Linked DNA regions of Homo sapiens: region 2 is linked to region 1. A link is a loop called in an ENCODE intact Hi-C map of the cell type or tissue named here. Cell type or tissue: PC-3. All regions are shown on one strand. Each heading gives the region's core, and the rest is flanking DNA. Links, peaks and the distances in the headings are about the cores only.

Region 1 (4,401 bases), core at 132-4,131:
CTGCTAACACGATGCAGAAATAAAAATGCACAATATTATCTTGCCTCAGATAGTTGAGATTAATTCAGAGGGCTAAAGTAACTCAGGCAGACCAATAACTGCAGTATGGAAGTGATTTAGTATATAGAAGTATAGTACTAAGGATGAGTTCTAGCTTCAGGTCTAAGGTGTGTATCAATCCTTCCTTGAGTCCTTTACATGGGTAGCTATTAGATATTGAACTAGAAAGTCAGCTATGACTTCACAGAGCTGACTCCTAGGGCAGAACATGAAAATAATTTTTTATTAGATTAAGAAATATGGAGAAGACAAGAGTTCCCGGGGAAAAGAGAAAGCTGCCAAAGAATTGCTAAAAAGATCACAAAAGCTTTGCTGTTGGTAGAATGACAACCTTTCCTAACTAGAGGAGTCTCAAAAATCAATACTTGCTCTAATCAAAGAAGATACCTGACTTCTAAGGGGCAAGTATCATTCCACATACATTTTTTCCCCTCTGAGCCTTGCTTTTTTTCACTTGGCAATATAGATCAAACCTTTCTATTTAAAATAAAGAACTAAAAAAGACTTTTTTTTTTTTAACAAAGAAAAATTCTGAATAATATGTTGTGGGACAAGAGGAAGATGCCAGTGAAGAAAGCAAGAAAGCCACATATGTGCATTAAAAGCCATGATCATGGCCAGGCAGAGTGGCTCACACCTGTAACCCCAGTGCTTTGGGAAGCTGTGGCAGGAAGATTGCTTGAGGCCAGGTGTGCAAGGCTGCAGTGAGCTATGATCACACCACTGCACTCTAGCCTGCGGGTCAGAGAAAGACCCTCTCTTAAAAAAAAAAAAAAAAAGTGAATGAAAAACTCCCCCATTTACTATATAGACTGTAACAATATGAAAATGCATAACATTGTACGAAGTATACAGTTGTAACTTTGAAAAGTAACTAAATATATACAAGGGCAAAATAATTACCCCCAGAGGTTCTTAGTTGAAAAGGACCCTTGTTACAAAAGACAGATTAACAAGAGAAAAATAAACCAAAGTTTATGAGCATGTATGTTTCATAAATACATAGGAGACGCCCAGGAAATGAGTAGTTCTGAAAGAGTGGCCTTCAAATTCAGCTTACGTAGCATCTTCAACAAAGAACAATAAAATTTTAGAGAAGTGATAAGATAAGACCAAGGAAAAGGACTTTGAGTCTCTACGGGCAGCAACTTGGAGGAAGGCAAATAGCTGGCAGATGTTAAAAGAAAAACTTAGACAAATTAAATTTAACAGAGTTTAATTGAGCAAAGAATGATTCGTGAATTGGCCAGCCCTCAAACCAAAACAGGTTCAGAGAGACTCTGGCCTGCCTCATGGTAGAAAAAGATTTATAGACAGAAAAAGGAAAGTGATGTACAGAAAACAGAAATGAGGTACAGAAACAGCTGAATTGGTTACTGCTTGGTGTTTGCTTTTTTTTTTTTTTTTTTTTTTAATATGGTTTGAACAGTTGGCTGCCTTTCATTGGCTGAAACTCAGTGATTGGCCTGAGTAGATTACATCCAGTTAGGTTCACACACCCAGTTAGGTTACAGTTCACTAAGTTTGGAGTTCAGCCTGTAGGCTGAACTTAAAATACATAAAGAGGCAGCATTGGGCTAAACTTAATTTAACACACTAAAGGGTACTTAGCAAACCTTGTTCTTGTAGCTTCCTCTGGTACCATCTCCAGGCAGAGAAGCGAGATGCATCTAAAGCTGTCTGCAGTGGTTAACCTTCATTCTCCTTGGCAGAAGATGGGACAGGACACATTCTTTGGAAATCTATGTCCTGCTCTTAGGCAAATAGAGAGAAGAGAGCTTTCCTGCATCTGCTTCTTAATTGTCCTCAGCTCAACAATCCTTCATATTTGGGGGCAGCCTATTCTGGTCTCCCACATAGACAAAGGTGGCAGAAAATGTGAAAAGATTTTAACAGTTGTGAACAGGTGGTAGGATTGTGGCTTCTCCTTTTGGGTCTCTAACTGTCTAAAAAGTTAGCACAGTCTTCATACTAAAATAATTTCAGTACGTTTTTCTGATAAAATGGTACAAATATAGGCATATTGTTTAATCTGCAGACCCTGAAACTTCCAATTCCAATTCCGAAGCTTTTCTACTAGATACCATATCCACTATTGCTATCTTAATTCTTTAAAATTGTACTAGAACTCCTGTTGCTTTTATTAGATCTCCCCCTGGTGTCACCTTTAAAAACTTTTGTCATTCAGGTGAACCTAGTTCTTTAGGAACTATTCTTATTTTAATTAGTAGACATCTCCTTTCACTGTTTTTAGCATTTTGACGGTTTATAAGGAAGCCCTGAAACCCCTATTCAGTCAGAAAACCCCACTTGGAAACAAGGCCACCCTGTTAATATGGCTGTGCAACTATGTCATCAGAATTCTTTTAAACATTTGTAGTTCAAAATATCCCATGAAGATACTATTATATTTACAAAACACTAAAAGAAGTGGAATTGTGATAGGATTATCAAGGGAATTTAGCAAAAACCAATAGCAACAGCAATCTTGTTTTTCTGGGTAAGCAGAAACACAGTTGGTTAAGAAATGTAGTTCTTTTGGCTTAGGATTGACGTGGCGATGCAGGCTCTTTTTTGGTTCCATATGAACTTTAAAGTAGTTTTTACCAATTCTGTGAAGAAAGTCATTGGTAGCTTGATGAAGATGGCATTGAATCTATAAATTATTTTGGGCAGTACGGCCATTTTCACGATATTGATTCTTCCTACCCATGAGCATGGAATGTTCTTCCATTTGTTTGTATCCTCTTTTATTTCCTTGAGCAGTGGTTTGTAGTTCTCCTTGAAGAGGTCCTTCACATCCCTTGTAAGTTGGATTCCTAGGTATTTTATTCTCTTTGAAGCAATTGTGAATGGGAGTTCACTCATGATTTGGCTCTCACGCTACCTGACTTCAAACTATACTACAAGGCTACAGTAACCAAAACAGCATGGTACTGGTACCAAAACAGAGATATAGATCAATGGAACAGAACAGAGCCCTCAGAAATAACGCCGCATATCTACAACTATCTGATCTTTGACAAAGCTGAGAAAAACAAGCAATGGGGAAAGGTTTCCCTATCTAATAAATGGTGCTGGGAAAACTGGCTAGCCATATGTAGAAAGCTGAAACTGGATCCCTTCCTTACACCTTATACAAAAATCAATTCAAGATGGATTAAAGACTTAAACGTTAGACCTAAAACCATAAAAACCCTAGAAGAAAACCTAGGCATTACCATTCAGGACATAGGCATGGGCAAGGACTTCATGTCTAAAACACCAAAAGCAATGGCAACAAAAGACAAAATTGACAAATGGGATCTAATTAAACTAAAGAGCTTCTGCACAGCAAAAGAAACTACCATCAGAGTGAACAGGCAACCTACAAATGGGAGAAAATTTTCGCAACCTACTCATCTGACAAAGGGCTAATATCCAGAATCTACAATGAACTCAAACAAATTTACAAGAAAAAAACAACCCCATCAAACAGTGGGCGAAGGACATGAACAGACACTTCTCAAAAGAAGACATTTACGCAGCCAAAAAACACATGAAAAAATGCTCATCATCACTGGCCATCAGAGAAATGCAAATCAAAACCACAATGAGATACCATCTCACACCAGTTAGAATGGCGATCATTAAAAAGTCAGGAAACAACAGGTGCTGGAGAGGATGTGGAGAAATAGGAACACTTTTACACTGTTGGTGGGACTGTAAACTAGTTCAACCATTGTGGAAGTCAGTGTGGCGATTCCTCAGGGATCTAGAACTGGAAATACCATTTGACCCAGCCATCCCATTACTGGGTATATACCCAAAGGACTATAAATCATGCTGCTATAAAGACACATGCACACGTATGTTTATCGCGGCATTATTCACAATAGCAAAGACTTGGAACCAACCCAAATGTCCAACAATGATAGACTGGATTAAGAAAATGTGGCACATATACACCATGGAATACTATGCAGCCATAAAAAATGATGAGTTCATGTCCTTTGTAGGGACATGGGTGAAATTGGAAATCATCATTCTCAGTAAACTATCGCAAGAACAAAAAACCAGACACCGCATATTCTCACTCATAGGTGGGAATTGAACAATGAGATCACATGGACACAGGAAGGGGAATATCACACTCTGGGGACTGTTGTGGGGTGGGGGGAGGGGGGAGGGATAGCACTGGGAGATACACCTAATGCTAGATGACGAGTTAGTGGGTGCAGCGCATCAGCATGGCACATGTATACATATGTAACTAACCTGCACAATGTGCACATGTACCCTAAAACTTAAAGTATAATAATTAAAAAAAAAAGAAAAAAAAAAAAAAAAAAAAGAAATGTA
Region 2 (4,401 bases), core at 295-4,294, 270 kb before region 1:
AAAAAGAAACCCCCTTTCCATTAGCAATCATTCCCTATTTCCCCCAGCCTCTCCCCACCAAATCTTACTCAGTGTACCTCCATTCCTCCCTGCCCCTCCCCACCTCCAGACTAGGTAACCACCTACAGATACTTTCTATCCCTATGGATTTGCCTATTCTGGACATTTCAGACAAATGGAATTATGTAATATGTGGTGTACTGTGACTTTTTTTTCTACTTAGCATCATGTTTTCAAGGTTCATCCATTTTGTAACAAGTACCAGTACATGATTCCTTTTTATGACTGAGTACTACTCTAATGTATGAAAATATCACCTTTTGTTTATTCATGTATCAGGTGATGGACATTTGGGTTGTTTCCATCTTTTGGTTATTTTGAATAATGGTGCTATGAACATTTGTGCACAGTTTTTGTTTGAACACCTGTTTTCAAATCTTCTGGGTATAAACCTAGGAGTAGAATTGCTGGGACACATGGTGACTCTGTGTTTAACTTTTTGAAGCACTGACAGACTATTTTCTTCCAAAATGACTGCATTATTTTACAGTCCCACTAGTAGTGTATGAGGGTTCCAATTTCTCCACATCCTCTTAACACTTGATTCTAGCCATCCCAGTAGGTGTGAAACGGTATCTCATAGTTTTGACTCGCATTTCCCTGTCGACTAATGATGTTTACCATCCTTTTATGTGTTTATTGGCCATATGTATATCTTCTTTGGAGAAATGTCTATTCATATCTTTTGCTCATTTAAAATTGTGTTGTCTTTTTATTGTTGATTTTTAATAGTTCTCTATATTTTCTAGATATGTCTTTTATCACATATATGATTTGCAAAAATTTTCTTCCATTCTGTGGGCTGTCTTTTCCCTGTCTTCATGGTTGTCCTTTGAAGCACAAAAATTTTAAATTTTGATGAAGTTCAATTTATGTATTTGATGAAGTCCAATTTATGTATCTTTTCTAGCAAAGTTTTGCCTAATCCAAAGTCATGAAGATTGACTCCTATATTTTCCTCTGAGTTTAATGGTTTTGCTCTTACATTTAGGTATTTAATCCATTGTGAACTCATTTTTATATATGGTACAGGTAGGGGTCCAATTTTGTTCTTTTGCTCATAGATATGAAGTTGTCCCAGCAAATTTCTTGAGGACGGTTCTTTCCTATTGAATTATCTTGACATCCTTGTCGAAGATCAGTTAACCATAAGTAAGAGTCTATTTCTGACTCCTTCTGAACTCTATTTCTGAATAGTATCCCACTGTTCTATATGTCTATCCTTATGTTAGTACTACACTGTCTTAGTTACTGTAGCTTTACAGTAAGTTTTCAATTTGGGAAGTAGAAGTCCTCCAACTTTGTTCTTTTTCAAGACTTTTTTTTTGGCTATCTGGGATCCCTGGAATGGCCATATAAATTTTGGACTTGGCTTGTCAATTTCTGCAAAGAAACCAACTGGGATTTTGATAAGGGTTGCACTGAATAAGCAATGTGCTTTTTTAATGGGATAAAAACAACAACAGCAAAACTGAGTAAATTGCTACTGAGGACCCAAACAAATCTAGTTTATCTCTGGCCCTGCTAAAAATAGCATTCAAAGTCTGAAGCATGATCTACTACTTAACCTCTCTGCTTTCTAAGGAAAATACATTCATTGAGCAACTTAAGGCTACGAATATAAAATTCAGTCAGTAATTTTCTCAATCAAGTATATAGCAGCAATAACATCTACTATGTTTACTAATAGCATCAAGTCTTCAGACTTTGTAAAGGAAGGAAATATTTTCAACATACCTTCCACAGGTTTTGTTATTATTCCAGTCACTCCACCAACAACTCCCTGAAAGAGAAATCAATCATATAGTTTAGACTGAATGGAAGGTGTTTAATTTTAAACCAACCACTAGAGGTCTCTACAGACATACTGGAAATAACAACAACAACAACAAAAATTGAAGACTTAACTTGATAATGTGAACAACATACACATATAAGTTAGCACTATGATTTTTCAAATATCATATCACAGCAAATCTTAAATGAAAGCATTTTATAAATTTTATAAAAGAAACAGGAGTAAAGCAGGTAAAAGGATTTTAAATCTGGCTATGACACCAATCAGCTACGTAACCATGGGTAGCTGAAATCTCTTTAAGTCTCAGTTTCCACATCAGCAAAATGAGTGAGTTGAGCCAAATAATATTTACTATCTAATTATAAATTTTAAGGGGATTACATTGTAACTTAGTGGAAGTGTAGAAAACTGAAAATAAAGGGCCCTCCCAGGGACAGGTAATAACCTGGCAAATAAAGTGCCTTAGTAACTGTAACACCCAACATTACAAATTACTATCAAAAAACACAGCAGTTTCCTGAAATTATTTCCAAAATTAAAACATGAATATACTAATACATTTTTAATCATTATGAAGTAATGGTAGTAAAATACCTGTATATTCTATGAACACACAGAAAGAGAACTGATGGATACACACTTAAATTGGAAACAGATGAGATGATTAGGGTATTCTAGCCTTACTTATAATGTTTTATTTACTTATTAACAATAACTTTTAAGTTCTTATAATTATAAGAATATTCATACATCACCTATATAATTAAGCAGTATTCATATATTACCTATATAATTTTAAAAGTATTAAAAAGTAATGAAAGGCAGTTCCTGGATTATCAACAATTAATTTTCACACATCCCTTCCACAGAAACAGTCAATTGCTGATGACCTGCAGAGCTCCTTCTCCCTCTAGTTTCCATAGGTACCATGTATCTCTGCTTCTCACTTCCTCGCCTTCTACACCAGTACTACCCTGTCATCATTACAGTTTTATGAAATCTGACAATTCAGGGGATAGATCTGGTGGTGACAATGGGGAAGGGGAGCAAAAAGGAAACTGGGAAGTCCATCATTTATCATTCTTTCTATTCCTACAGGCCTAGACTCATAAGCAGCATTCTAAGTTTCACACAACCAGCTAGAATACACTTTTTTTTAAGTTGCAGATTTCTTAAAGATTCAGCAAAGAACTTACTCGCAGAAAGCCCTTTCCTCCTCTGGCCAGGCTGTCTCCAAAATCTCTGGGCTGTCGACTCAACTCTTCTCTTCTTTTTTGCTGATATTCCTTGTCCATTGTAATTGCTGCCAAACCTTTCCCAACAGAACCGGTGATTCGAGATACAACTCCTGCTGCACCACCTATCAAAGACAAGGGATTAATTTCTAGAATATACAAGGAACTATACAAGGAACTCAACAGCAAGAAAACAAATAATCTGATTTTAAAATAGGCAAACGATCTGAATAAATATTTCTGAAAAGGAGACATACAAATGGCCAACAAGTATATGAAAAAATGTTCAAGATCAATAATCATCAGGAAAGTGCAAATCAAAACCACAGTGAGATATTATCTCACCCCAGTTAGAATAGTTATTATAAAAAAGACAAAAAAAATCACAAACGCTGTCAAAGAAGTGGAGAAAAGGGAATGCTTACACACTGAGAGTGGAAATATAACTTAATACAGCTATTATGGAAAACAGTATGGAGGCTCCTCAAAAAACTGAAACTAGAACTACCGTATGATCCAGCAATCCAACTACTGGGTATATACCCAAAAGAAAAGAAATGAGTATATCAAGAGATGTCTGCACTCCCATGTTTACTGCAGCACTAGTGACAATAGCTAACATATGCAATCAATCTAAGTGTCTATCAACGGATGAATGGATAAAGAAAATGTGATACACACACACACACACACAAACAGAATACTACTCAGGCATTAAAAAAAATGAAAACCGGTCATTCACAGCAACTTGGATGAGCCTGGAGGACATTATGTTAAGTGAAATAAGTCTGGCACAGAAAAACAAATACTGCATGTTCTCATTCACATCTGACAGCTAAAGAAGTTGAACTCATAGAATTAGAGAGTAGAACTGTGGTTATTAAAGGCTGAGATGGGTAGGGGGAGGAGAGGATAGGGAGAGATTGGTTAATGGATACAACATCACAACCAGATAGGAGAATAAGTTCTAGCATGCTATAGCACTGTAGGGTGACTATAGTTAACAACAACTTATTGTATGTCTTCAAATAGCTAGAAGAGAGGGTCTTGAATGTTCCCAACACAAAGAAATGATAAATGTTCGAGGTGATAAATATGCTAATTACCAGATTTGATCACTACATATTGTATACATTTATCAAAATATCACTCTATACCCCATAAATATATACAATCATGTGTCAATTAAAAATAAAATAATTTTTTAAGGCTCAGAGAAGTTACATTGTTTATATAAACAGCATTATCACAATATATAGCATGCAATTGCTTTAAACTAATAGGTGCTTAAAATTCTGTCTCATACAA

The links. Hi-C counts contacts between places; a loop is a spot of excess contacts. Peaks named below come from ENCODE experiments on the same cell type or tissue, not always from the same donor. Only the 100,000 strongest peaks of a DNase experiment are listed, where the experiment ranks them.
Region 2: it touches region 1 in a loop (13-fold over the local background); 7 of 110 quality-filtered maps call a loop at or near these places.

What each region holds. Positions count from the first base shown.
Region 1 is chr15:62,140,699-62,145,099 of GRCh38, forward strand. No RefSeq gene overlaps it. Among named protein-coding and RNA genes, the nearest start is that of C2CD4B, 22 kb to the right of the region's middle. In PC-3, for the core only: a CTCF peak has its summit at 2,220 (motif pointing left); no DNase peak of the experiment used is centred there; H3K27ac peaks cover 558 bases.
Region 2 is chr15:61,870,192-61,874,592 of GRCh38, forward strand. It overlaps VPS13C (vacuolar protein sorting 13 homolog C), which reads right to left. Exons shown (of 85, transcript NM_020821.3): 78 at 3,055-3,218; 79 at 1,798-1,843. The region is part of intron 2 of LOC124903501 (a long non-coding RNA gene); the gene reads left to right. Among named protein-coding and RNA genes, the nearest start is that of LINC02349, 140 kb to the left of the region's middle. In PC-3, for the core only: a CTCF peak has its summit at 1,914 (motif pointing right); no DNase peak of the experiment used is centred there.